Linked DNA regions of Homo sapiens: region 1 is linked to region 2. Evidence: chromatin loops called from intact Hi-C (ENCODE). Cell type or tissue: heart left ventricle. All regions are shown on one strand. Each heading gives the region's core, and the rest is flanking DNA. Links, peaks and the distances in the headings are about the cores only. Region 1 overlaps LOC105371244 (a long non-coding RNA gene). Region 2 overlaps ZNF423 (zinc finger protein 423).

Region 1 (14,760 bases), core at 2,164-10,163, 84 kb after region 2:
AATTAGTGCGACTCATTATTCTGGCCGTACGCACACAGAAACACGCACACACACACACACACACACACTCACTCACTTTTCCTCCTGCCTTCCATTTCATGGTCTTAGCTCGAATCTGAAATAAAACCCCGGCAGCCCTCCTCCCCTGGCCCTCAGCGGCGGCCTGTCTGATTGGATGCCTCCCACAGCCCTGAAGACCAGAGCTTCAAGGAGGAAGCCGCCAGGGACACGCTGAGTCCTCGCTTCTTAAAGTGCGCCCGTAAGTTACCTTGAAATGTTATTTTTTAAAAAAAAAGTATTTTAGGTTCAACAGACACTTGGGTTCCTGTTAACAACTCATTTAAGGAGAAAGTGGGGGGAAGGCATTCAGATCAAGGCTTCTTTGACAACGTGAACCTCCTTACTTTGAATCCTTACATTGTCGATGGGATGAAAGATTTCGTGGAGACGCAGATGGGTAAATGCGCAGGTGAGAAAGGACAGATGTTCGCTACAACGGAGACGCAGGGATCTTGGGATGAGCTTTGTCTGGCCAATAATGGAGAATAGATATTGGAGGGAGGGGGGAGTGGGAGACCCAGAAAACCAAGACACAAAAACCACTTTTGTGACCATTGTGTTTCCACTGGAGTCTTGATCTAGGGAAGATGTGCTGTTTGGAGAACTAACAAGATGACCGACTGCTTTGATGGGGCATGTTCTGAAAACCAAGGTCTACAGAAGTCATCCATGGCTGGCTCCCTGGGGCCTTTCTCCCCTTTTCTACAAAATCTGGCTGCCATGGAGGCACAGATATGTTTTCTGCCCATCACCCCCCAAAAGCCCCAGACAATCAGCTCAGACCGTCTTTTCTTGAAGGTTCATGGTTGCGTCCTGGTGCCCACAGGCTCAACTTTGAACTTCTCAGCCAGGAGCCAAGGGCTGCCATGAGCTAGCTCTACCTTGCCTTCTCTTCCCAGTCCTCACACCTCCCCAAGACCCTACTCCCACCGGACCAATCTTCTCCCTGATCCCATATTATTCTTTCCTCCTCCATGGAGGTCCCCTTATCCAAAGATTCTCCTGTCTACTTGTCTGAGGTCTGCTCATCCTGGACAACCTGACTCCCAGGAGCCTTCTGAGCCCATCTTCACTGAGCTCTTGTAAGTTCCAATTCTATGTTCCTTTGATCCATCTCATTGACTGTCTTTCTAGTCTACTCTCCCAAGAGGACTTTTTAACTCTTTCAAAACAAGGGTTCTGCCTGGTAGGTGCCAGCAGATGGCACAAGACCAACAGAGTGGGCACAATAAGAAAGTAATGGCCTCTTCCAAACAGCATGAAGTGGCCAGGCTGTGGACCAGAGGGTGCACATGATATGGTTCACCACCCTCTCTTGGAGATCTTCCATCCTTGAGGCTCAGGAGCAGAACTCAAGAGAAACTGCCACCATAGTGCTGTCACCCTCTGCTGACCACCCTGAAACCTGGAGGCCTGCTTATCCCCTGGGGCAAGACCCAAACTATCAGCCTCTCTATGTTGTCCCAACTCTTTTTTTTTTTCTAGAATAGTTCATTCATTCAATAAAATTGTTGAGTGGCCCACTCACTGTGTGCCAGGCACTGGGAATCTGGGGGTGAGTATCCTATACCCAGTCCATTGTCTTGGTACTTACAGACAATGAATTAAGAGCCACAGAAATGACTGATTACAGTCAGAATAAGTGCAACGACAGTTTAAGTGCAGGCTGCTCTGAATATTTCGATAGACCTAACAATTGCTTCTCAAGGTTGCTGTTTTACATCTGGTGGGTTTTGAGCAGGCTGCCCTACAGCAGTGGCAAAAGGAGCCATAAGCTGCCTTGATGGGACACTTAATGGGATGCTGAGCCTAGGGGGACTGATGGAAGAAGGTCAGTTCTCATGGTGGGTCTGAGGCGAGGCTGGTGCTCTGAGTGCTGGTGGAGAAGTATCTCCAGGCAGGGACTGTACCTGGAATTCTTAGGAATGTAGAGGAGGTCAGAGCAGGAGCCAGCTGTCTCCCCAACTTAGGCCATAGACAGAAATGTCTCAACATCCTCTGGTGCTAAGTGCCTTCTCCTCTTTAAAAGGAGGGCCTTCTTTTCAACAAGCTCCCATGTCCCATGGAAAGAGTCCTCCAAGCCTTGCTAGCATCACCCTATTGGGTACCAGTTACTCCCTCACTGGCTGTATTTTACTTCCTTGATTTTTCTATTAATGAAGCCAATGAGCTGTTTTGTATTATGACTTCTTCTCTAATGTTTATCTACTCTACATCATGGTGAATTCCAGGAGAATTAAAATTATGTCTAGTTCTTTTTGGATATCAAGGATCCTAGTGAGGGCATAAACCAGATAAACAAGTATCTGGCATGCATGCCACCACTTCTGAATCCAGTGACCATGGCAGACATTATTAATCAATCCTGATACTCATTTCTGCTGTGCCTTGATATGGTTTCAAAGTACCTCCTCAGAATACTCTTTTCTGGTTACCCTTTGGGGGAAGTCACTCCTCCTCTGATTTTTTTTTAATGACTTAAATCATTCTTTTCTTCACAGTGCTCTTTCACTTGCAATTACATATTTTTAAAGGCTTATTTAAGGACTGTTTCCCCAACTAAGCTGTAAACTTATGGAACCATGTCTGTCTTTGCTCATCATTGCAGTGGGGTGGTGAGCCCATCCCTTGTCCTGTGGGAAGAGCTCAGTGCATGTTTGCTGCAAGTTGACTGAATGCTTGAGTAAATGAGTGATTTAAAGAGGACCCAGGTTTATCATCAAAATGCCTGGCTTAATGCTGGCTCGGTAGCTTCCTAACTGTGCACTTGGACAGGTCCCTTCCCTTCTCTGGGCATCAGCTTCCCCATCAGTAAAATAAGGATAAAATCTTTCCTTTTGCAGAGTTGCAGTGGGCATCTGATGGTGGAAAATAAGTGAAAACATTTTGTAGCTCAGAGGCAAACGCTGCCAGTGGTGATTATTGGTGTGATTTCTCCCCTTTTCTCTGCTGCAGGGCTGGGAGCTGTTCAAGCAGAGGTTTCACTTTTCTGGAGCTTTTGAAGGCTCTGGGACACAGACTGCCCTCCTGAGCTTGGGGGCCAGGGGGAATTTTATCTTGGATTCGGGTTGGTTTGGGGGATGCTAGCAGGCTGGTGTTCAGTGCGGGGCCCAGAGGGTGCATGCCGGGAGTGGGCAGCTGCTCCTCCCCTCCTGCCTGGGTCCAGGGTGGCAGCCTCTCCACTGCTGGGGCCCTGTGGGGAGGGGGCCTGAGGTCCTGGGTACTGAGCCCTGCCCATGGGAGGCATGCACGTGACTCTGGCCTTGAACATTTAGGATGCAGCGTGGCATCACTGCCTGCATGGGTGAGGAGGGAGGGGCCACTGTGTGCTGCACTCCTTTGTTGTTTCTACAGCTGGGGCCAGGCAGCCCCTTCCCTTTGGGGATTTGAACCCCTGGAGCCCGTTTCCCTACAAGGTGGTCCTTCTCTGGCCAGTGAAGCCTGCCTAATGCACCCTGGGGAGGCTGATGCCTTAAGCAAAGTGGCTCGAGCCGGCCCTGCTGAAGCTGATCCCAGCTGGCCTGGAGCGGGTAGGAATTTGTGTGTGTGTTGTAGCAGGGGATTGGGGGAGCTCAGGAATGGCCAAGTGCAATGGCAGGACCCTGACTGGCTGTTACCAATCCCAGAAAGGGGCACGGAATGGTGGGGCTGGCCAAGACCCAGTGACTCCGGGAAACAGAGAGCTCCACTCCCCTGTCCCCTGACTCTCAGCTGGGGTGGGTGGCAGGGCCCAGCAGGAGTCAGGCCTTTCTCCCAGAAGGGCAGGGCCCATAACTTGTCCTCCTAGAGGGCCAGTTCACTGGGGAAGATGGGTCCTGGTTGCAGAGAAACCAGGCCCATTCTCCCTTGGCAGCCAGAGATCTTGAGTTGTGGGGGCAGGAAGCAGAGGAGGGCCTGGGAGTAGGTCCCCCACAGGCAGGTGGGGCTTGGGAAGCTTGAGAGTCTTTTTCTGCCCACTCTCCTGTGCTGTCCCCATTCAACCACTCAGCAAAGCTAGATTCCACCCACTTCCCATCTCCCGCCTTTGCCTGGGGTGCCCTCATCCCACCTTTTATTTCCCTACAAGGTCCAATGCAAATGTCACCACCTCTGCAAGTACCCCTGTGACTCCTCCAGAGAAGGTCAGTTGCTGCCCCTTCTTGGGTCCTACCCTCTTTTTTTCCCCCCATTACTAGGGTGTTCTTAGGTGAGTAATTATGAATTAACGAGGGCATTGTTTTCTTCTGTCTTCCTCTAGACTGTGAGCTCCAAAGACATCATCATTGTGGTCAGTATCTGTCATTCCTGCCTGCCTTGCCTCCAGGTCTGCTTCCTTCTGTAATGGCACCTGTGGTCTCCAGTCCTCACCATGGCCCCCAGTGATGCTTGGCTCCTGGTCTCCACACCCTTGTGTTGTTCCCTCCCACACTGACCAGGGCTGAGTTGTGTGACTAACAGGACATTACAGAAGTGAGGCAATGCAGCAGGGTGTGTGACTTCCCAGGGGACAGCAACAAGGGCCCTCTAGCTTCTGCCCTGTTCCCTTTTGGGCTGGTTGCTCAGGCGAAGCCAACCGCCATGTTGTCAGGACACTCAAGTAGCCCCATGAAGAGGCCCATGTGGAGAGGTGTTGAAACCTTCAGCCAACAGCCAGCACCAGCTGGCCAGCTGTGAGACTAAGCCACCTTGGAAACGGATCCTCCAGCCCAGCCAGTCCTTTGGATGACTGCAGCTCTGCTGACAGATTGACACCAACCTCATCACAGACCCAGCTACCCCACTGTGTTCCTGACCCACAGGAACCATGTGGGATGATACATATTTGTTATTGTTTGGGGAGAAATTATTAGCCAGCAAAAGAACCAATAAGTATCTCAGTTCTCCTCAGAAACTACCCTTCGTCCACTGTGTGTGGCCTTGGTAGAACTGGCACTTTAGGTGCTCCATCTTCCCTGGGCCAAGGGATGGGGGCCTTGACCCTAGAGAGGACAATGAGACCCTCTTTCTGGAATTTGTATCTTGAACCAGAGAGACTAGACCAGGAAATGATTGGACTGATTTCCAGAAGCTACTTGACATCACGCACACACACGTAGGAACACACACACACATATACGTATATACATATATACATATAAACACACACGTATGCACACCACATGCACATGCACCAATACATATATAAACATACATACATATACACATGCACATATATTTTCCTTTTTTTGCCAAAGTTAGGTGCAGCCATTGCTAGCATCATCTTCACATGTCATCAGAAACCACACCACTCATATTAGGCCCTGGAACACACGTCATTCAGTAAGTGCTCAACCAGTGCATATTGGGTAAATTAAAATCCTAGAAATAAGAATGAAGTCAGGGCTGCTTCTTGTGATTTTGACTTGTGTTTTGTTCATCGTCTTGGAGAAGATTTTGAAAGCCTGAGATTGATGACCTTTGTTCTCTGTCTCCCTCCCTTGCCCACCTTCCCAGAGGAGAGTAGCTTTGCGCTCAGTTACCTGCCACAGAAAGGTTCTGCTGCCAAGCAGGGAGTTGAAGGGATCTGCAGACAGCCTGCCTGTGTTGGTCTGGAAGCCCATGCTCTTTGAGGTGAGAACTGGGGTGAGAGGAAGGCATAAGCCTCAGAAGAAAGCATGGCAGTGGTGGGGGTAGGGGGTAGAGAAGTGGTTGTTGTGAGTGGAGACTTTGTGAACTTTTTGGGCTGTGACCTGCAGCAATTCAGCAGTGACCAGTATAGGTTGGCACCTACCCCAAGGTATTGCTCTGTCCAGGACCTTGGGGGTGTAAGAGACGGAGCCCCACTAAGGGATGGAAATTGAATTTCCACCAGTCCAGCTCAACAGGGGCATGAAATCAGATTTTTAGTGATTTGATTTAGGGGGCTCTGCCATTTCTCCTATACTCAAGTTTGTGGAATAAGTCTCAAAGCTACTACAGTGGCAGGAATTTTCATTTTTTGGTCTTTGTTCATTACTGTATTACGAAGCCTGGCACATTGCCTAAAACACAGTAGGCACTCAATAAATGTTAGTGCTTAAAGGCACATGTAGAAAATGAAAATTTCCTGGGTGCCTGCTAAGTGCTAGAGACTCTTGAAACTTCCCTTGGATTCTTCTTTTCACGCCAACACTTGAAACTTGGTATTTTCTTTCACATTTTATTTCTCCTCCCTTCCTTCCTTCATTTCTTCCTTCTTCCCTTCCCAATCCTTTTCCAGCTGTCTGAATGTATTTGCATGTGTTCTTGTAAGCAGTGTGTTGTTGTATGTGTGTATTTTCAGTTTGTGTTAAGACTAGAGTGTCCCTTCTCATCCTGTTTCCCATCTTTTTCACTCACCTTGTTTTGCCATCCACCAGCACCCAGACATTCCTGCCAGTGCTAGTGTCCTTAAATAGATCTCCTGGGATAGAACTTTGGAATATACGTCCAGGAGTGGGGCTGCTTGCTAGGTCCCTGCAGTGTCCATGTGTAATTTAACCTAGAGCGGCTGCAGTGGCCCACACTCCTACTGCAAGGCATGAAGCTTCCTTCGTTTCCACGTCTGTGCCAACATTGGCCTTCCCTAGCTTTCTAACATGTTTCAGTCTCATAGAGTGGTACCTCATGGTTATTTTAACTTGCATTTCTTGCCCCGATTTGGAGGAAAAGAATTGAAGTCTCAGAAAAGTGATGTTAGTGAGTAGCTGGGCTTGTGTTCATCTACCCGAGGCTTAGGCTCGAGGGCCCGGCTTCCCCTTGGATAGGCTGACGGCTCTGCCAGCAGCCGGGCCAGACAGCGTGGACACCGTCAGGAGAGTAGCCTTCTGCTGTGATAGAGCCCCACCTGGTGGCGCAGGAAGGGAAGGGGAAGGGGAAGGGCAAGAGGAGGGAAAGAAATGGAAGGGGAGAAATTTACTCCAGCAGCTGCACAAGGCCACGCCCTGCCACAGTCATTGCACACCTGGAGGACATGCGCCAGGCCTTAAGGGACTTAGGTTTAGCCTCTGCCTCTGGGAGGTGGAAGGAACTAGAATAGCTTCACCATTGAGGAGCCTATTGTTTTTAGCAAACGAAACCGGAACTTTTTTTTAAACAAAAAACACTTAGTATATTTCTTTTTAAAATGTACTTTTAACTAAAGTACAATATACCCATATAAAGGGCATAAATCCCAAGTGCACAGCTCAATGAATTTTCTAAGCTAACTGGCCTCCGGTGGATCACATACCCCCTCTTCCAAGGATAGCCACCATCCTGACTTCCAACACTATAGATTAGGTCTAGGTTCTATTTTTTTTTTTTTTTGGCCTGGGTTGAAGGTTGTATAAATGGAACTCCACAGGTGTTCTTTTTTGTATTTTGCTACTTTTGCAGAATACGTTGTGTATAATGCATCCGTATTGTTTGGTCATTCTTGTTTTCATGCGGTATTCCATTGCATGATTATACTGCAAGATATGCTTTCTACTGTTGACTGATGGATATTTGGGTTGATTCCAGTTCTTGGTTATATAGAATAAAGTTGCTGCAAAAGTTAGCACATGTCTATTGGTGCACACATCCATTGGCGCACACGTCTATTGGTGTACACGTCCATTGGTGCACACGTCCATTGGCGCATACGTCCATTGGTTCATACATCCATTGGCGCACATGTCCATTAACACACACGTCTATTGGTGCACACGTTCATTGGCGCACACGTCCATTGATGCACACGTCTATTGATGCACACGTTCATTGGCGCACACGTCTATTGATGCACACGTCTATTGGCGCACACGTCCATTGGCACACACATCTATTGGCGCACACGTCTATTGGCGCACACGTCCATTGGCACACACATCTATTGGCGCACACGTTCATTGGTGCACACGTCTATTGGTGCACACGTCTATTGGTGCACACATCCATTGGTGCACACGTCTATTGGTGCACACGTCCATTGGTGCTTACATCTATTGGTGCACATGTGCATGCAGTTCTGTTCAGTATGTATGCATAGGAAATACCAGACCATAGAGGAGTGTATATTCAACTTTACTGGATGCTCCCAGTTTTCCTAAGTGGTTGTGCCAACCTGCAGGGCAATGGCAAGAGTGTGAGAGTTCTGATTGCTCCAGATTCTCACCAATGGGCTTTGCCATTGCCAGTCTTCAGCCATTCTAGTGTGTGCGTAGTGATTCTGCATCGTGTTTTATAACTTGCATATCCTGATGATTAATGACATTTTTTATGTTTATTGGTCACTTGGCTATCCTCTTTTGTGAAGTTTCTATACTAATAGAAGCTTTTGCCTATTTTTTCCACTGAGTGACCTGCCTTTTTCTTACCAATATATATAGGAGTTAAAAATATATCACCTGGATAGGAGTCCTTTGTCAGATATGTTGTCAGAAGAAATATCTTCTCTTGCTTGTGTTGCTGGCCTTTTCACTCTCTTAGTGATGTCTTGGATAAGTAGAAATTCTTTTCTTTTCTTGAGACAGGGTCTTGCTCTGTTGTCTAGGCTGGAGTGCAGTGGCATGATCGTGGCTCACTGCAGCCTTAACCTCCTGGGCTCAAGTGATCCTACCACCTCAGCCTCCTGAGTAGCTGGGACTACAGGCATCCACCACCATCCCTGGCTAATTAAATAAAGTTTCCTTTTGTATAGATAGGTCTTACTATGTTGCCCAGGCAGGTCTTGAACTCCTGGCCTCAAGTGTTCCTTCTACTTCAACCTCCTAAAGTGCTGGGATTACAAGTGTGAGTCGCTGCACCTGGCCAGAAATTCTGAATTCTAATATAATACAATTTATTACATTTTTCTTTTATTATTGGAGCTTGTTGTGTTGTGTTCAAAATCTTTTTGCCTACCCCAAGGTCATGGAGATTGTCATCTACCATTCTTCTAAAAACTTCCACAATCTGCATCCATCTGAAATTGATTTTTGCATATGGTGGGAAGCAGAGGGTCAATATTTTTTCCATATGGATATTTAATTGACCAGCCTGATTTATTGGAAAGACCATCATTTCTCCACTGCACCGCAGTGTCACCTTTGCCATAAACCAGGGGATAGTACACGTGTGAATCTGTTCCTGGTATATGTGTTTGTCTGTTTCTGTATCTGGTAGTAACTGTTTTAGGGAGTGCAATAGAATTATACTATTCGTAAGGCAATTTCAGAGTCTGTAAAACACCCGTTTAGAGTGTGCTGCAGGTGGTGCTGTCTGCTGATGGACGCTGGCTTGGGGTTGTCTGATAAAAATTCTTTTCTCAATGCAAGCTGTGAATCTTAGGACTCACTGTGGGCTCGCCTGGTCAGGATGTCAGGAACATGAATCTAAGGCTTCTTATGCTTGTGAGGTCCAAGAATAAAAGCACTCTGCACCCACAGAGGGAGCCATGTAGCCTCAGCTGTTTTGAGTGGGACAAGGTCTCTTCTCTGCTTTCATTTCCTTTCCCTTTTCCAGTTCACGCCGAACCCCAGAAAAACCTTCAGTCTGGCGCTACAGGTGCATCTGGTGTCTGAGAGGTGGGCTTCCCACAGCAGTTCCTCCTTGGAGGTTCTGGAGGCACCAAGCAATCTCTTGAGGATGTGGCATTCAGCTCAGCTGGGGCTGGGCTAGACCTCCTGCTAACGTTACTTCATGAACAGGGTTTTTGTGTTGATGTACAGGTCTCCAAACAGGGGCCTTGGGTTTGCAGAGGGAGAAGCTCCCCAGGCCTGGCTCTGAATGTACCACTGGAGAGGCAGTGGGATGGGCCTGCCTCCCAGGGCCATCAGCCTGGGGCTCAAGCTCTGGCACTTTCACTGGGCACAGATGGGCAGCAGGGTGTGGCTGTGGGGACAGGTCGAGGAGAGCGTTAAGCATGTGGGTTCCAGCAGCAACTCTACCATGAACTCAGGGGAATCATAGGGGGATACTCCACCCATCCCTGGGCCTCTGACTCCACCTTTGGTCTCTGTATTATGGGTTGGTTGTGTTCTTCCAAATGATGTGTGGAAGTTCTATCCCCTGATACCTGGGAATAATCTTATTTGGAAACAGAGACTTTACAGATATAATCATGTTAATAGAGTGGGCTCTAATGTAATAGGACTGGTGCCCTTAAAAAGAGACAGAGGCACATGGAGAAGAGGGCCCTGTGAAGATGGGGGCAGAGACTGGAGTTGTGCTGCCACAAGCCAAGGAATGCTTGTGGCTGCAAGAAGCTAAAGAGATAAGGAAGACTCTCCCCCAGAGGTTTTGGAGGGAGCATAGTCCTGCCAACATCTGGACTTTGGACTTCTACTCTCCAGAACTGTGAGAAAAATGCCTGGGCTGGGTGTTGTGGCTCACACCTGTAATCCCAGCACTTTGGGAGGCCAGAGCTGGAGGACTGCTTGAGTCCAGGGGTTTGAGACCAACTGGGCAACATGGTGAAGCCCTGTCTCTACAAAAAATAGCTGGGTGTGGTGGTACATGTCTGTAGTACCAGCTACTAGGGAGGCTGAGGTTGGAGGATTGCATAAACCCAGGAAGTCAAGGCTGCAGTGAGCTGTGATCATGCCACTGCATTCCAGCCTGGGTGACAGAGTAAGACCTTATCTCAAAAAAAAAAAAAAAAAAAAAAAAAGAAGAAGAAATAATCTGTTGTGTTAAGCCACCCAGTTGTCGTACTTCATTCTAGCAGCTCTGAGAAGCGAATGTACCCTGTCTCTGGGCTTGCTTCTCCAATCTGTCCTTCACCACATCATTTCCTGCTCCAAACCCATTAGTGGTTCCTCATGACCCCTGGAACATCATGGATACTGGCAGCATCTCCCATCTAACCAATTCTAACCCAAATCCTGACTTGTGCCTTTCTCTCTTTTGCTCTTTCCCACTGCATTTCATGGCACACCCGACAGTCACTCAGGCCAAAGGATGGCTCAAGGGTCATTCCTGAGTCTTCTCCCTCTTGTCCACACTCAACCTGGTGACAAATTCTTTCAGCTCTACTTCCAAAATACATTCTCAATAATTTGCTTCTGTCATGGCCATCCTACTTTAAGCCTCCAACCTTGTCTTTCTTGAACTGCACACTAGCCTCTTGAGGTAGGCTGATTGCAGAATTGCCCACAGTCTTGGACTACTCCCTGCATCCAAGTTATTTGAAACTCTTTCCTTCTATAGGTACAGGTTATTTCTCCATCCTTGAATTTGAGCTGACCTTGGGACTTGTGTTGGGCACTGAAGACTAGAGTGAGGTGGGAGTGATTGTGTGCCATTTCTGAGCCTAGTACTCAAGAGACCTTGTGTACTTCTTGGAATGCTGCCACCATGAGCACAAGCCCAGGCTAGCTTGTTAGAGGAAGATCTGCATGGAACAGAGGCCAGCCAGCCCAGACAAGGCCACACTAGACCAGCCAGACCCAGTTAACCCACTAGCTGACTGCAGACGTGTAACTCCAGCCTAGCTCAGCTAAGCCTGGCCAACAAAGATCAGCAGAGATGCTCAATTGACCAGTGGAATCATGAGAATTTGTGTTGTTTTAAACTATATTTTGGAGGTTATTTGTTACACAGCTGTAGCTGACTGATATACCTCCATAATCATCTCCAGGCTTTCTCTTTCTTTCCCACAGAATATTTTCTCCTCTCAGAAGCCAGAGGGGCCTCTCCTGTACTTATTGCCCTCCAACATGATTTTCTGTTGCAACTAGAATGATCTCCAAACTCAGGACCATAGCCTCCAAGGCCTGACCTGATCAGTTCTCCCAACTCTCTCCTTTGTTCACTCTGCTTCCACCACACTGACCTTCCTGCAAGTCCCATGAACATGCCTTGGCTTTTGCCATCCCCTCTGCTGCAGCTGTCCCTTCAGGTCTGCTCGTGGTGGCTCCTTCTCATCTTTCAGGTGCCAACCCAATCACTTCCTCCAGGAGGCCTGGCCTGACCACATTGGCTAAAGCCATCCTCTCCTACCCTCCTCCCAGTCACTTTTCTTGCATTCCACCATTTTTAGTTTCTCATTACTTGCTAAAATCTTTGTCATTACTTGCAAAAAAAGCCTTTTGCTGAAGTGCATATTATTTGTGTCCCCAACTAGAACGTAAGCTCAAATCAAAGGAATGCTTTGATTCACTGCCGTGGCCTTAGTAGTTATAACAGTTTCTGGCACATAGTAGGTGTTCAATAAATATTTGCTAAATGAATGAATAACAAATGAATAACAATAACCTTCGGGGGTGAGGGGAGCCTTTGTCGTGAAGCTTGCAAACCCTTTGAGCATATTATCTCCTGCCACTGTGCTTCCTGTTAATCATCCACTCCATCCAGACTGACCTACCTGCAGCTTTTCTGCCATGCCACGCTGTCTCTGGCCTCTGAACCTTTGTACATTCTGTTCCCTCTGTCTGCTCTTTCCTCCTATACAAAGATCTTGGAAACTCCTATTTATCCATAAAAGTGTGACATTAGATATCTTCTCCTTTGAGAAGCTTTTCCATCATCTGCTGTTCCCAGTCCATGGTGAAGGGCCTCCTCCCCCTGTTCTCTGAGGACATTTGATTCCCTTCACCTCACTCATCATGTGGTGCTCTCAAATAGCTTGTTATTCCTCTGTCTTCAGGACTGTAAACCGCATGTGGGCAGGACCAGGTTTTCTTAATGACTGCATCCCTGGACTCCCATAGGGGCAGGGATGACACACCCATAGGTGGGTGCTTAGTAACTATGTAATGGCTGAGTGTTAGGATTGAGGAATATGACTGGAGGCCAATGGACTAGAGGAGATCAAGGTCTGCCCTCTTTCTCTGACTGCACATGAATCGAAACCTGTGAAAAGTCAGGGACAATGTGGGCCCTGGGTGGATTTGGAGAAGCTGAGAGTGGATGCAGCATTTGGGATTACACACATCCTCCTGCTACTACCAAGCACAACACAGTGAGGAGAGCTCCTGATTAAGGCCAAAATGCTGGCATCTCCCTCAGCTTCTCTGTGACATCAGAAGGGCTGGGCTTCCCTTTTTTCTGAATACCTTTCTCACATTGGGGCTCCTAGTGAGTTGTGGAGGAATGGAACTGATGTATGACTCCAGCTCTTCAGAAAATGATCCAGGGGTCTTAGTGGACCACAGGGGAAGTATAGCACATCAGCCATGTAATACAGCTGGTGGAGGGGAAAAATGAATACATAAAATCTACATGTCATCTGGAAGTCAGTCCTTATTACAAGAAAGGAATCCAGCCACTGGCTTCATGCCTTATTCTGGGTCCATTTTTGGCTATTGCATTTTTTTTTCTTTTGAGGTGGAGTCTCACTCTGTCTCCCAGACTGGGTGCAGTGGCGCTATCTCAGCTCACTGCAAACTCCGCCTCCTGGGTTCATGCCATTCTCCTGCCTCAGCCTCCCGAGTAGCTGGGACTACAGGAGCCCGCCACCATGCCTGGCTAATTTTTTGTATTTTTAGTAGAGACAGGGTTTCACCGTGTTAGCCAGGATGGTCTCGATCTCCTGACCTTGTGATCCGCCCGCCTCGGCCTCCCAAAGTGCTGGGATTACAGGCGTGAGCCACTGCGCCCAGCCGGCTATTGCATTTTTAAAAGGGACACACTAAGGATACTGCAGAGATAATCAAACTGAATTATATCACAGAAAACTGTGGAAAAAACAAGTCTGAAGATGAAATGGCTAAATGGTCACTGTCACATTACATCGCTATGGTTAATATATCTGACATTTAACTTTTTAGGGCCATTTTATCTGTTGTTTAATTTGTTCCTCATCACTAGTCCTGCCTGAATGTGAATATTTACCAGGCAATGAAGGCTAGGGCCATCAATGCAGGATAGAGGTTGGCGGTGCTCTCCCTAGCTGCCGAGTCTGTGATACTGAAGTGAAGGCCTCTGAGGATGCTTTCAGATTTGATTTTGGTTGAGTTAATATTGACGAAGTGCCTGACACTTGTGATGCTCAGAAAATTTGTTTCCTTTCACCTTTTTGAAGCACTGTTTCTACCCAAGGGACTGGTATTTGCTGGAGAGAGGGAGTATCGCTTAACCCTTTGCAGCTGTTTCCTTGGATTCTGGCTTGGGTCTCACTGTAGTTCGGTCTAAACATCGCTTGCTGGATCCCGAGTGTCCTGCTTAGTAGCTGTGTGACTTTAGGCAAGCTACATGGGCTCATACTTCTCTGGCCTGCCCGCTCCTTGGAGGGGTGTTGTATTCCTTAGTGGTGACTGCAACCCTAGGGTGGGCTGGCGTGGGGTAGGGGAGGGTGGGTCCGGCAGCCCCCAGGGCCTCTCTCTGAGCCCCAGTGGCAATGACTTTCAGTGGAGAGACCTACTTACCTTCAAGAGACTACTTTAGAACCTCAGGGTAGGATATGGAAATTTAAAAGTACATGGAAGGAAAATCCCTGCTATTTTAGTATACGGAGTCAGGGAGTAAAACCTGCTCACAAGACAGACTGGAGTAGTGGCTGCCCAGCCGAGATTCTGTACCGGAGTATCTCTGGGGTGTGGCCTAGCTCTTGGAGGCCCAGAGATCATTAGATGTTTAGGTTTGCCATGAGCAGATGTGGATTTGGTATTAGCAGCTTTTCCAAGGGGATTGACGTGCCTAGTTTTGGGGATCCCTCTCAGAAAAGCAGCGGCTGGAAAATCAGCTCCTCGTCTACCCCAGTGAACTACGAAACAGCCCACATTTGTATGGAGTTCTTGGCTGTCACTGACTGTGCTCCCTGCTTCACATGCAAGCTCTCAT
Region 2 (14,760 bases), core at 2,752-10,751:
TGCATTCTGAAGTGCAGCTCCCCTGAGTCCCCTGTCCCTCCAGGCAGGTATTATTAGTCCCCTTGTTTTGTTGGGTGACTCTGAATGGGAGCCTGTTTACGGGCTGGGTTCCTAATAGAAGGCTTCGGTTCCCTCCTAATAATCTATCCCCTGGTGGGTTTTATTTCCAAAGTACAGCAGTACAGAACCTGCCCTCTTGGGAGTTTATTGGGCTTTTTTCTTCCCCACAATATTTTCTCCCACGTTTTCATGCGAGGGAAGAGTTTCCTGCTCATGGAACTGATTGTTGACCAAGCCACCTGCGTTGGTCTTTTGTGTCCTGGCAAGAGGGGGTTCACGGAAAGTGGGGGGCACCCTCCTCCCCGCCTCGGCTCCATAGAGCATCTCAAGAACACGGAAAACCTGGATCCGGTTGGCATCAATAAAAGGAGTCTGGGTCAGAGGCTGTGTGGATGTGGCTCTTTCTCAAATGTTACCCCAGGTGACTCAGGTCGCTGCATCTGCTTCTGCTACTGGTTCGGCAAGGAAGCTGCAGAACCCCCACCCCAAAGCCAATCCCCTTGCTCCCTGGAAGTTGGAATCTCCCTCTAGGCCGGGAGTTCCGGATGAATTGAGGCTCTCACATGAGAGACAGCTTCCCTGGCTGAGCGTTGCAACACTCATCTCCTGCTGCTCCGGGGTGGCAGACGACAGGCTGCCTCACTGTCTGGCAGGCAGGGACGGGAAAACCTCACGCACATCCCGTGCATGGAAGAGCTGCTGCTCCCTCTGCCATAGGACATCTCAGGGCTTTGTCCAAGGCCAGTGGGCCACCAGCTTCACTCTGAGGCCAGGGTTGGGTGTCACACCCACTCGGGCAAACCTTGCCCTGCCATCTGCGTAAATGAGGCAAACCTCGGCTTGCTGGGTGGGGGTCATGGGAGAAGTGAGGTGTGTCCACGTCATAGCCTGGGCCCCGGGGGATTGACTGCATCACAGGGCAGGCATTTAGAGGGAACCTTGGCCATCACTCACTCCTAATTTTAATGACATGCATTAGCTAAATTGTGTTCTGAGTATTCATTCGGCGCTGTTTATGGTGTGCTCTCGAGTATGCTTACCGTTTGTCAGAAGTGCAAACTAGCGAACATATGAGCCTTTAAGACAGGCCATCTGTTCGTCTTAGACCCTTGGACGATTGTCAAATTCTTCTAAAAATAAGTGCTCACAAGCAGAGAGGGGCTGCCCAGGTGATACACAGCAGATAGGGGAGGCAGGGCTGCCTGTATCTATACCCTTCCCAAAGGGAAAGAAGTAAAGTGTGGGAGGAAAGGGGAAGGTTTTCCAGGGAACAGGGGATGGGAGCAGAGGGAAATGATGGGCGAGAAGGCCCTGCTGACACACCTTTTTGGCTGGAGGCATGAGCTTCTCCCTGTGTCTTGCCTCTCCTGTAACTCCACAGCTCAAATACCTTCCATGGCTCCCCATGGCCCAGATTTAAGGGCAAGCTGCCTCGTCTGGCATCAAGGAGCCTCATCAATAAGGCCCCCGCCTTCCTCTCCAGGCTGGTCTCCATGGCACATACCCTGTGCTTCTGCCAAGCTGAATTATTCATTGTTCCCCCAACATATGCTGCACTTTTCACATCTCACAGGCAGAACAGTGTGGTGGTGAAGAGTGGGCTCTGCAGACAGACTGCATGGGTGCAGACCCAGCACTGCCATCACCAGTGGCAGGACCTGGGCCTCTCTGCGCCTCAGTTTTCTCATCTGTAAAATAGGGAGGATGAGAGTATTTAATGCGCAGGGCAGTCGTGAGGCTTAAATGAGCTAATATGGGTGGAGGTTAAGAATGGTGTCTGGCACACAGTGAGCCTACCATCAGTGTTAGCAGCGATCATGATCGGTGCCATTCCCACCTTCGTGCTGTTGTCCAGGGGTTCACTCTGCCTGGAAAACCATCTCTCAAGCTCTCACACACACACCCAGTGCAAATCCTCACCTGGGCTGTCCTTAAAGGGCAGCTAAAAGGCCAGCTTCTTCCTTAAGCATCTCCTATTGGAAGTCCTCTCTCTATAGTCCTTAAAAGGCCAGGATTGTGCCTCACTTGCTCTCTTCCGTCTACTGCACAGGGCCAGGTGCCTTGTTTGCTAAGTGAACAAATAACGGGACCCAACTTCACCCCTGCTGAGCACGAACATGGCTGCCACTTCAGCCTCAAGGGCTACTTCTTCCCCTGGAAAGGGAATCTCTCAGTGGTTAAGGTGCATTCTCGGGCTTGGCCCTAGCTCCTGGAGAAAGTGAGTTGTAAAGCCAGCCTTGTGAGAGCCACTGTGGCTGGAACCTGCCAGGGAGTGGCCAGTGGTGGGCAGTGGGGAGAAGGGGGATTGGCCACAACCTCTTTCCCAACCGGAAATCACAGTGAGGTGATGTGCAGGCCGGGTGGCTCTGCAGGTGGGGCCGGGAGAGCAGGGTGGGATGCTCTGGGTGTGGGGGCTGAGTGTTCTTGTGCCTTCATATGCTATAGGGACTCAAAGACTCAAGGGCCAGAACCACGGCCTAGTCTCCAGAGAAGAGCCAAGCCTTCTTTTTTGCCTCTTAATGGTCTTCAGGGTCTATGAGTTTGGCCATCGGCACCCTCACCATGAAATTGTGAGCTCCTCACGGGAGGGCGCTGGAGCTTCTCAACCTGTCTGTGCCCAGTGCCCAGCCCAGGGCCTGACAGACAGGAACTCAGTGAACATCTGTGGAAGAAATGTATGCATGGATGGATGGATGGATAGATGAATAGATGGGCGGATGGATGGATGGGTGAGTGGATGGGTGGATGAGTGCACACCTATTCCATCCCCTGTGGAGTCTCCCTGAGGCTGTCCTCCCCTGCAGACATGGCATTCTGTTCCTGAGGGTGGGGAGGAGAAAGCAGTGATTTGTGGGTACAGGGGTTCTAGCCAGGGGGGATTATGGGGAGGGGATAATGACACCTGTTGTTCCAAGGGCAGGACCATCCAAAGTTCAGCCATCTCGGGATTGTTCTTAAGACCTTGCCAGCCCTTTGGACACCCAGAGGGGAAGGGGGAGGGGTACAGCTGGTCAGTCCATTAAACCTCTATGAGGCCCTCACTGTAAGCCCCAATCGTGCCTGGTCCCACAGAAGTGGCAGGGAGCAAACAGTCCCTCTGCCGTGGAGCACCCTGCCAGGTCAGGAAGACCAGAAGACAGTCCTCATGCCACAGAGCACCCTGCTGGGTCAGGAAGACCAGCACAGACACCACTATGGAGATCTGTGGAGCATTTGCCGTAGCCAGACTGGGACGTATGCAGGCATTATCTCCTGAGTCCTCAGGGCATCTGTATTAGTCTGTTTTGTGTTGCTATAAAGAAATACTTGAGGCTGGGTAATTTATGAAGAAAACAGTTTTATTTGGTTCACAGTTCTATAGGCTGTACAGGAAGCAAGGCGCCACCATCTGTTTCTGGTGAGGCCTCAGGAAGCTTCCAATGATGATGGAAGGCAAGGGGAGCTAGTCCGTCACATGGGGAGAGAGAGAGATTGCAAGGAGGCACCAGACATTTTTTAACAAGCAGATCTAATGGTAAGTCATTACTGCCCAGAGGACACCAAGCTGTCCGTGAGGGATCCTCTCCCATGACCTAAACACCTCCCACTAGGCCCCACCTCCAACACTGGGGATCCCATTTCAACATGAGATTTGGAGGGGACAAACATCCAAACCCTATCAGCATCTTAGGAAGAGGGCTGTGTTATTAACCACCCCCAAAACCCGGAGGTCACAGAACTTGCCCAAGGCCACATGGCCAGTAAGTGGCAGAGCCAAGATTCAAACCCAAGGCGTAGCCCATCTCGGCCCACGAAAGCTTCCTGCCCACCTTGAGGTCACCAGGGCAGTGGCTAGCACCAATGGAGCACTTGCCAAGGACAAGGCAAGGTGCTAGGACTTTACAGACACTGTCCTCAGAGTAGCTGAGAGCCAGGAGAGGCAGCTAGCAGGGTGTGTGGAGAAGCTCTTTTGCTTTATGCTGCTGGCATGCTTAAGCCCCTCACGTCTCTCCCACTTGACATGGTGATGGATAGGTATCAAAGGGAGACCAGGCAGGGTCCCACGCCTAAGCAACAGAGAATGGAGCCAAGATCTTGAGAAGCAATCCTGGGCTTCACACTAGGGAGAGGCACACAGTGTTCCTGTTTGTGACTGTGTTGGGCATGGAGGTGGGCTGAGCCAGGGCCCCCTCCTGGGGCGCGCAAAACCAGCATCAGACCCCAGCTGAACCTCCAAGGAGCCCATTCCCTCTAGTGTGTGGCGGTGCTTTGGGAAGGACAGTGTAGCCACCAGGCTCTGTACTCTGGCCCGCTCCTTCCATGCACAAAACATTACCCTGGATTGGGTTCAGGATCAGGATCATTTTGCTGCTGAATTCCCAGCAACAAGCATAGTGGCTCATTGGCTCAAAGACGAATGAATGAATGAGCAACCATGAAATGAATGCTGGGCTTCTTTCCTTCCAGAGGCTGAGGGTGTGTCAGGGAACCAGTTCCTGAGTGCTCTGCTGACGATTTGCACAGAGAGGGCTCTTTTTGTGGGTCTCACCAGGACCCAGGGTAGGCCTGCCCCCAGCATAGGCAGCACACAGGTTTCTGTGCCCGGGCCCATGCCATCCCCTTGGCTATCACTGTCTTGTGTCCCTGGCCCCGTGTGCCAGGCAGAGGCCCCCAAAACAGGCTGTACCAGAAACCTCCATCCAGGAGAGCACACGAGCTCTGCTGAGTGGATGGATTGAGGCTGCAAACCATTGCTGCCCACCCCCTCCTGCTCTCCCGTTTTATTTTCCTCACCTGCTTCTCTGGCCCACACCTGTGTCTCCCTGGCAGGCAGCGAGGCCGAGTGGATGCCAGGCCTCCCTCTAGGCATTTTCCAGTCCTTCCCTGGGCCCCTGTCTCCACCCCCAGCCTTTATGGTGGTGGGAAGTGTTCATCTGTGGGGTGGGTAGCATCTTTAAAAAACGATTTTCTTCCTTCTCTAAAGGGGCTAAATATAGCACAGGCATAAACAGAGAAAGAGACATTAAGGCTGAATGCCCTTGTGAGAACTATGCTGGATGGAAAGAACTCTTTAAGAAGGTTTGCTGAACCTCCCCACGTTCCTCAAACCACAGCTTCTAGCTGTGGGGGACGGACCACGGGTTCTTTCACGGTTATTGAACTGTGCTGATTGCAGTAGCTGTCCAGAGCTGCTCTGTGTCCTGGTGTTGGGCGACTGGTAAGTCTTGGGGACAGGGGTCCCACCACCTCCTCTGCCTGTTGAGATACTGCCCTTGGCCTATGGAGGAGCCAATGCCCTCCTTGGCTGAGCACCTGGGCACCTCTGGGCTCCCCACCACCATCACACAAACTGATCGGGTGACCTTGACCAGTTTCCCTAGCTGAGCTGCCAGCTGCACCATTAATCCCACAAATGTTTGGGTGTCTGTGTCTAGCCCCTCTAAATCAGGCCCCTCGAGGGGTAGGCCCAGCTGGTGTCTTCCCCTCCCCCTCACTGTGCCAGTGCAGAGCAGAGCATCCAGCAGGTGCTTAATAATGTAGTGCTGAGTGAATTCTGGTGCCTGGTCCCCTTGGGGCATCAAGTTTTGACATTTCCATCTGCTGTGACATCCTGGGCTTTTGTTCCTGTCACAAAACTTCAGGGAAGGAAGTTTTATCCTTCTGTCTCAGAACCCTCTAGGAGGAAGTTCTTTCTTGAGTGTAACCTCAGAGCCCCCTGCTACTGCTATTTAAGTGGGCAGGCACACTGTGGCTTTTCCTGGGGAATGGCATAGGCATTCTGGAGTTTTCCTCACCAGTGGTCCCAGGTGTGGGTTCCAGCCTTCATCATGTCTGCACCAGCAGTGCCCTGGTGAGCCAGTGTGGGCCATGTGTGTCACACTGAGCCTGTTCTTGGCATCCTGGCAACAGGCTGCTTCATTCTCCAGAGATCCCAGACACCCCCTGTGCCCATGTTGGTAGTGGGTGGTCCTTGGGGATTTTGTGGAGATCGAATATCATGTCTGGTTTTCTGTGGCCTGTGGAACAAAGTCCATGTTTGTTGGTACTCAAGGCCTCCACTGTCCGTAGGCCATGTGCCCACCAGCCTTCCTGTGACTTCTGTGCTGGGACCTGTGCCTGCATCGCCACTTGGATTCTAGGCTCCACACCTCCGTCTCTGCTATTCTTTCCTCTTGGAATGCCCTCTCCCCTTTCCACATATCCACATCCTATCCATACATTCATTCGTTTTCTTTCCATTGACTCATTCACAAATACTGCCTGAGTGTCTACTTTGTGCCAGGCCCTAGGAACCATAATTTGAGGACAAGAAAGAGCTGTCCATGTCTCCCTTCCTCATGTCCCCTCTCTTCCTCCTCCCTGTCCTCCCCCTAATAAAGAATGACCCACCCACACCAAGATAGCAGGGGTTTTTGACTGGCGGTTGGCAGGGTGTGAAAGTGCAGACCTCCAAGTTGCTCCTGGGCAGCTGTGCCTGCTGGGGATTGGAGGCCCAGGCGTATGGTCAGGACAGTGCATGCCCAGCCCTGGGTCCTGAGAAAGGAGGTGCCGCCACCCTGTGTGCAGCTCAGCAAAGGAGGTCAGTCTAGCTCATGAGAGGTGCGTGGCTGTGTGGGAGGTGGGCTGCAGGTGCCTGGAGAGGTCTGCAGGGATGGGAAGTGATCCATGTGCCTAGAGGACTCAAAGAGCAGCTTGGTTGGGAGGGAGGAGAAGGGAGGCGGGAACTGAGTCAGCAGAGGCTTGAAGGTAGCAGGAGGATGGCTGTGTAGAGTGTGGATTCGGCTCCCCACAGGACTAGCTGGCTGTCCCTGCACAAGTACAGGGAGAGGTGCCACGGCTGGAGGGTGCGGGTTCCCATGGAAACCGCCTGCATCCCATCTGTGGCCTCAGACAACCTGCCTGGTGCCTCTGGGTCCCTGACGCCCCCGACCGAGGTGTCAGGCCCGGCCGGCAGAGGTGGCACTGTGTCTGGTGCAGAATGCGGGTGATTTGCAGACTGCGGTGCCCATGGGGTGCAGGCCCTGGGAAGCCTGGCTCCCCTGAAAATCCCCTTGCTCTAGTGGATTCCAGCCATCTGGTTCAGTGCCCGGTGCTTCCAACCTGGGTGACCTTGGGCCTGTAATTTTTGCCTTCCTAGGCCTCGGTGTCTTCATCTTAAGAAGTCCCACCTCGCAAGGCTGTTGTGAGGATTGAAAGAGCGGTGCCTGCCACGGCACAGAGCACGCATGCCCACCAAGCCCCGGCCGTGCGCCTGCTCCGCCCGCATGAGCACGAGGCTGTCGCTTGGCGCTGTGGGCATCTGCTGGGAGGCAGGCGCGGGCTGCCTCTTCCCGGCCGGGAGCTCGCAGGAAGGGTCGGTGACATTACCACGGGGGCCGCAGCCTTCGCAGTGCCCGTCACGGGAAGGGACTGCGCGGGGCCCTGCTCCAGGGAGCAGGAGTGGCCCGTCTCGGCCCCGGCCCCGGCCCCGGCCCCGGCCTCGGCCTCCGGGCGAGGCTACTGGCATCACCTGGTCGCCCTCGCCGCGGACCCGAGCCCAGGAGAGACGCGGTGCCTCTGCTGACCCCTGGCGGTCAGCGGCACAGCTGCAGGAGTCGCCGGGCCCTGGGGGGCGCCCAGAAGGAGCCTCTCCCGGGGATCTAGGGTCCTGTGCGGCCCCAAACAGGGCCACCCTACACCTGGTGGATGTTGCCTCCTTTCTCCAGGTGTCATGAGGTGGAGCACCACCTGAGGCTTTGATGAAATGGGTCTGAATTTGGAACACGAACCACTGAAAAGAAACAAAAAGACGGCTTTCAGATGCCAAATCCCACCCCCAGTCCCAGGCCGCTGGCTCCTGTGAAACAGATCAACCCTGCTGGCCCCCTCTGGCTGGCAGGGGGAGGAAATGCCATTGACTGTAATGAGAGGGAAACATTTGGCCACAGGGTCCCACCTGGGCCCTGGATTCCTAGGTGCATTCGGCCAAACTGCACTGAGTCCCTGTCTCTGGTTGGGCCATTGCCATGTGACCAAGCAGGCAGGCTCCCGGAGCCCAGCAGCAGAGGCTCCTCCCGCGTCTTCCTGCCGGGTGACCTGTCCCCTGCCTGGGCCGCAGGCACCACGGCCGCCCACTGCCTCAGCACGCCTGTGCCCGCTCGGGTGTTTCTTGGCCGGAGAGCTGCACAGCACATCTGCTGTCTCCCTCTGCTAGGCTCGGAGCAGCCACGGGGAAGACTGAGAGGGGGATGCGAGGGCAGCCTGCAGGCGATCAGAGTTTCCTCCTCTTCATTAGAGGAAAAGGGAGATGGAGAGGTGAACAGGGATGTTTTTAATTCCTGCCTCCTCCCCGGCATTTCCCCTTTCCCTCCACCTAGCCAGTCCCCCCGGTAAGACCTGAATGGTCTTTAAAAAAAAAAAAAAAAAAAAAGCCAAAAAACAACATATAGGGAGTCCAAGTTGGCAGTAACAGGAACCTATCCCCAAGCCCCAAATCAACGTGGCGTCTTGGCAGCTGCGTCCCTGGAGCACTTTTTCCTTGTTGCATTTTGTTTTGTTATAATCGAGACGCTTTTCTGCGGCTCCCGGCGTAAATGCACTGAGTGGGAGGGACGAGCATGCTCTCCATTCTTCTCCTTCATGTGTGTCTCCTTTCTTCGCCTTTGCAGAACCACACGATGAGCCAGCACGCACAGTGAGGGATCGCTCAACAGGACACCTCTCCGCAGAAGGCTTGCCGGAGACGCCGTGGGGAGGGCCATTTGAACATTACATCCAATCAAAGTGTCATTTGCAACCCAGATGTAAAACTCTAATGATTTGGCCATGAGGCGCTGCTATTATAAGCAGCTGGAAATGAATATTAATGGCAGAGATTAAAAGTATTCCATGCTCAGTATTTTTTATTGTCCTGCTACAGCTAGTGTGCTTTTAGACTTTCCGCCGCAGACTACATTTCTAGAGTTAGAGAAACCTGCTTTTTAAGGCTATTGTCCTTTGTTCCTTCATGTATTATATTGATAGTTTTTAAAAAAGAATTAGTGTGATTTTTTTTCTTTGCTTCTTTTTTTTCTTTCTTGTTTTTCTTCCCCCCCACCCCCCACCCCCTTCGGTTAACTACTTTTTAATTGCAATTCTAGGTAATTGTGCATCGTGATGTGATTGCTTGGCTATTGTCTGAATATTTCCTTTTAATTTTTTAATTAAAGACTAATGCTTTGATTGGATTTGCCAGTTCACCGGACAGTGATTAAAACTATGTAATGAATATAATCGGTTTCAGTGCAACTGGATGGTCTGCTTTTAAATGTGACTTAATCTGACTGCAGTAACTAGTACAGTTCAATAAAGGGAATCCATGCGATTAGCATCCGGCTGCCTGGTTCTCTCCTCCCCAGCCTAGGGCCGCGTGGGGGGCTGTCAGCTCCTGTAAGGTGTGTTCCCCTACAAGTTCCTGTGGGCTTGCACACGCCCTTGGGGACCTGCACACAATAGACCCTGCTCCCCTTGGAAAAGAATCGTAGTAACCTAATGCATGCAGACTGGACAGGCTGGCAGTGGCCACAGGAGTCAAAGCAGAAGACCCCTTAATGATGGAATACCCTGATCTTCCCACTCTTGGATGGGGAAACAGAGGCCCAAGGGTAACGTGCAGCTTTCCCAAGGCCACGCAGCAGGTTGGTCACCATGCTGATTGTGAAGTCTTCTTGGCTTTCCCTTCAGGGTTGGCTTTCCCCTTTGTTGGATACAGGCAGGCAAGTGGGTAGCCCTTCCCTTGCCAGGACTCCAGGTGGCACTTGGGTTCTGAGGCACGGAGATGTGTGACTGGGGACTGCAGAGCAGAGCCAGGTAGGAGCCGCAGGTTCCCAGTCATAGAGATCAGTAGGATGTGAGAGCATTGAGACTGGTGGCGGGGGCCAGGTCTGGAGTGAGGCAGGCAGGGGCCTGGGGTACATTATTTCAGGGGGCACTCGCTCTCAGGGCCCCCCTACACCTGCAAGTGCTGGGAATGGGTGTCCTCTTGCATTTTACACTCTAGGCACCTTGCTTATTTCACCTACTCCTGGCCCTGCTGGCCTCCCAGGGCCCACCCAGCAGCCTTGGTCTCCAGGCCTCCTCCATGTTACCTCCCACACCTCCATCATGCTGGTGCTCAGCTGACTTGCCAATCAGAGGCCAGAACTTGCACGGGGAAACCCTTCCTTGCTAACTTTTCACAAGGGGCAAGGAAATTGGTTATTACCCTCTGCAGAGCGGAAATGAAACAGGCAGACAGATTGCACCTAATTATAATGTAATACTAAGTCACGGGTGTGGAATTTGGAGCAATTATACCCATCATCTTCTAGAAGACTCCCATATCAAGGGGCTTCTGGTGACCTATAAGAGTTCCCCTTTCTTTCTGTCACCTCATGTAATGTTCTCACGCGGGTGGGGCTTTCAGTTTTTCAAAAGGCATCTTACATATGTGAATCATAGAGCAGACCCTGCCAGTAGTGGGCTGTTGCCTCCTGGAAACTGAAGGCTGTGAATGCCAATTTTCAGCCTCCTGGAGACCTGGCAGTTTTGGGGGAAGACCCCAGGGTAGACACCAGTGTTCCTCTAAGTGTGCCCACCCGTGGACTGGGGCTTGGGGCCTGGGGCTGGGGCTATGTCTGAGTGAGGCTGCCACACATCCACAGCCAGGCCTACCTTTTGGGCAGTGCTGGGACTGTCGATGGGACCAGTATGTCCCGGGGCCTGCCACATCTCCGTCTCAGGGCCCTCTCCAGCTCTGGATTTATCCCAAACCCCATGGAGCCCAGGTGAGCCCTCAGTAACTACCAATAGAAGATTCGATTTGACGGTTGGTGGCGTAGGGCTAAATTAGTCACTGCCCCCATTAAAAATACAGCGGGGGGTTTAAGAGCTTTTCACGCCATGTGGGAATCAGCAGCGAAGCCGGCTGATGCCTTGGGTAAGGAGAGAGGCGGCCTAGGGGACCGTGAGGTAATGAGGTTTATGGCGGTGACAAGGCAGCCAGGGAACCCCACCGACTCCCCCCTCACCCCGGCCGCATTGTTCTCCGGCTGGCTCTGTCCCTGCTGCTACGGCTGAGAGCCCCTCGTGACTTTGTGTGGGGAGGGGGCTGGCAGTGGGGACCCTGAGGCCCTTCCTGGGACTGGCATTCTTTACCATCAGGTGGTATTAGGGTTGGGGAGCAGTGTAGGGTTATAAACCTGTGCCTCGGAGAACTCACTAACCCCTTCCAGAGGAAAGGTCTGGAGCTGGGATGAGACACTTGCCTTTCAACTGTGAGGGGCCTTAGAGGGTCTCTGGGAGGCTTGTATGAAGTGATGCCTGACAAAGGGCTGCACACAGAGACCTGTAAGCAGCATGGTCATCAATGATGGTGCCAGGCATCCTGCAGGAGGGCACCTTTTCAGCCAGGAGGGCGCGATGGAATCAGCCTCTCATTTGGATTTGGCTTTGGGGAGTGGGCGAGGTGACTGAAAGCCTAAGGTTCATTGCTGCTGTATTTAGATGTACAAATTGTCAGTTTCTAGCGGCTCTCTGGGCAGAGGAATTTTGCCCAGGCTGGGAAATGGACCAGGACCCTTGGGCCACAGGCCCCTGTCATGGAACACCTGCCCAGAGTGCCCAGAAGCAGGCAGGTAAGGGTTTCAGTCTCAGTGGAGAAACTGTCATGGGAGAAATCTTCTCGAGTTCCCCAGCCTTAAAGAACGCTCCTTTTAAATTCACAGTTGTGTAATATTGAACTTTTCACCTGTTTTTCTTCCCTCCTAAGGTGTGTGTTCCTAGGGATGGAACCTGTACCTATAAATATTCAGTAAATAGGACCAAAACTCAAATCCATCCCTTCCTCTACTCATCCATTCAGCAAGTATTTACTGAGCTGCCCCCAGGTGCCAGGCACTGCACAGGGCACTGGGGATAAGGAGATGACCAGCAGATGTGGTCCCTGGCCTCATGGAGGCCACAGTGGCACAGGCAAGCATGCCAGTAAATGCATAGCCACACCTGGTCATGAGTGCCGTGATGGCAAAGCCAGAAGCTGCCAGGGATTAATGGAGGGACCCGTGTATGAGACACAGGGGTGCATTAAGGAAGGCCTTGCTGAGGCAGGGGCTTGAGACCTGAAGAAATAAGGGAGGTGGGCAGTCCAAGAGCAGTGGGAAGAGAACACTGCAAATGCAGAAGCCGTGAGCTGGAAACGAGCCAGAAGTACCCTTAGAGAGCTGTATTCCTATGGAGTTTCAATTCTAGGTGGCTTAAAACAATCCCAGAGAAGTTCAGAATCTTGTCCAAGATCATACCATTCAGGATAGACTTGCGACTATAACTTGGGTGCCTCACCTTCCAGCCTGGGGTGTCTGACTCCATTGTTAATTTTATTATAACAATCATGATGACAACGATGAATAAAGTGAAATTGTACTGTACAGGAAAGACTGCTGGTTCTCTTTCTTTTCATTAATAAAGTAACCAATTTATAGCTGAGCAGAGGTTACCTTGGAGAAGGGAAGGGGCAGATTATATATCCTATCCTTCCCAGAAGTTAGGTGTGGTCCTATTGCTATTGGTCGCCATAGGTTCTATCAGTAGGATATAAATAACGGCAGTATGTGCAAATTCTAAGAATTGTCCTGAAAGCGAAGAAATGAGTTCATTCCTCCTATCTGTCTGATGGCTGGAATGTGACTGCAATAGCTGGTGTTCCAGAAGCCATTTGAACCATGAGGTAACTTGACTAACCCAGTAATCACTTCTGGTTCCTGTCTATCATAGCACCTGTGACATGTGGTGTTATGTATTTATTGGTATGGCTTGGAACTTGCCTTTGGAGAAGAGAGAGACACCCTACAAGGATTTATCCCCCATATGCTTGTTACCCTTCAAAGCAAGTCCACGGTGCCACTATTTTACAACTTACAGTTGATTTTGGCTCATTCAGACTTGCCAGGAGAGTGCTCCATGATTATATACCCTGTGCAGTACTCTTGATGTCAGAGAACAGGAGAAAACTCACAACACTCAATAAAGGCTGAATATTTGCAACTCTATCTTGCTTGATCTCTTTCCAAAAGCACCAAATAAAGTACAGTTTGCCATGCATGCCCCTGGCTGTCCTTTCCCTCCATGCCTTTGCTCATGGTGCTTCCTCTTGCTGGAATGCCCTTCCCTTCTCCCGCTCCCTCACCCCAGGTTAACTCCTACTTTTAGACCCAGCTCAGCTGTCTAATTCTTGGGGCCAAGACTTGGGTGAGATCAGTGAAGCACTCCCCTGGGAGCAAAACTTAAGTGGGTGCCAAAAAGCTAAGTAATCCAAATAAACAATATTTTCATGTAATATTTTTAAAATCACATTGGCAGGCTGTAGCCTGCAGGCTGGCAGCCCATTTTTGAAAATAAAGTTTTACTGGAAGCAGGGCTGGGATTGGGATTTGGCAGGTGAGGCGGGATGGCACAAATGTAGCATCAGATTCTGTCTTTACTTAACACTTTGCCATTTTTTTCCATCATTTTTTACATTAATTTTTATTTTCAGAAACATGAAAGTATTACTCTGGCTTTTTGTTTGTTTGTTTGTTTTGTATTCACTTAAATTTTGGTCCCAAAGGAAGTGCCTCATTCATCTCACCCTAGTCTTGGCCCAGTTTATTCTTCAGGCCACTTTGACCCCCGCAGCTAAGTAAAATGCTCTCATAATAAGAACGCTGATACTACCTGGTGTGTAAGTCCATCCCTGGGCATGCACAGTACTGCCTTTTATACCTATTTGTCTGTGGGACTGTCTGTCAGTCAGGACAGGCTAGGATATGGCACATTAACAAAAGGACCCAAATTCTCATGGTTTAACACAACAAAGATTTCTTTCTGACTCATATTCCATAGCCATCTTGGATACCCAGGGGGCTTCCTTAACACATCAAGGTCACTCAGAAGTTAGGATCAGGGAGCAGCCACCCCCTTAAATATGGTCAGCAACCAAGCAGAGAGAGAGAGAGAGAACTGGCAGTTCAGTGCTCTTGCCTGGGACTTACACAAATACAGAGCTCTTAGACTCACAATGCATTGGCCAGCAATTGTCACATGGCCCCATTCTATCACAGGGCCAGGAAGTGCAATCCTGCCCTGTGCCTGGAAGAAGTGAGAATCAGCAAGGCTTGGAACACTGCACTAATGACTACCCAAGCTGTCCCCACCTTCCACCCACCTGTCTCTGACTATCTTTGAGGGCAGAGCCTGACTCTTAGTAAATGCCCTTATATCCAGCACCCTACATAGGATCTGGAGCAGATAAGATATTTACTAAATGAATGCAGATATTGCGTATGAAAGTGAATCCATGACAATTTAAAAGGTCTAGGGGAAGATAAGCATGTATATGAAGACAACTTGTAGCCTAAGCTCTGCGGACTATGATACCTGGATTCAGACCTCAGCTCTATCACTTACTAGCGGTGTGACCTCAAATAAAGCCCTTAACTTCTCTGAGCCTCAGTGTTTTCATTGGTAAATGGGAAAAATAAAAAATAATACTTATCTCACAAAGTTGTGAAATTAAAATAAGAATGACGGTGACGTTTAATAACATTATTGGTGCCTGGTATTCTCCTAGGCACCGTGTATTAACTCCCCTAATCCACACAATAACTAACGTTATCACGTGGGTACTGTTATCTCTTTTTTACAACTGAGGAAACTAAGGCAAAGAGATGCTAACTTGCCCAATGCTCA

Evidence for each region. Peaks named below come from ENCODE experiments on the same cell type or tissue, not always from the same donor. Only the 100,000 strongest peaks of a DNase experiment are listed, where the experiment ranks them.
Region 1: a loop joins it to region 2, with 2.4 times the contacts of the local background. A loop is called at or near these places in 10 of 110 quality-filtered maps.

What each region holds. Positions count from the first base shown.
Region 1 is chr16:49,400,238-49,414,997 of GRCh38, reverse strand. LOC105371244 (a long non-coding RNA gene) reads left to right here. Exons shown (of 8, transcript XR_001752167.2): 3 at 109-259; 4 at 3,415-3,590; 5 at 4,127-4,181; 6 at 4,298-4,327; 7 at 5,533-5,649. Among named protein-coding and RNA genes, the nearest start is that of C16orf78, 34 kb to the right of the region's middle. In heart left ventricle, for the core only: a CTCF peak has its summit at 6,892 (motif pointing left); DNase peaks (open chromatin) are centred at 4,689 and 6,847.
Region 2 is chr16:49,485,232-49,499,991 of GRCh38, reverse strand. ZNF423 (zinc finger protein 423) reads left to right here. Exons shown (of 8, transcript NM_001379286.1): 8 at 8,688-12,468. The coding sequence ends at 8,717. Among named protein-coding and RNA genes, the nearest start is that of LINC02179, 27 kb to the right of the region's middle. RefSeq lists enhancers at 6,221-6,842, 6,843-7,466. In heart left ventricle, for the core only: no CTCF peak of the experiment used is centred there; DNase peaks (open chromatin) are centred at 7,571 and 8,170; H3K4me3 peaks cover 1,077 bases.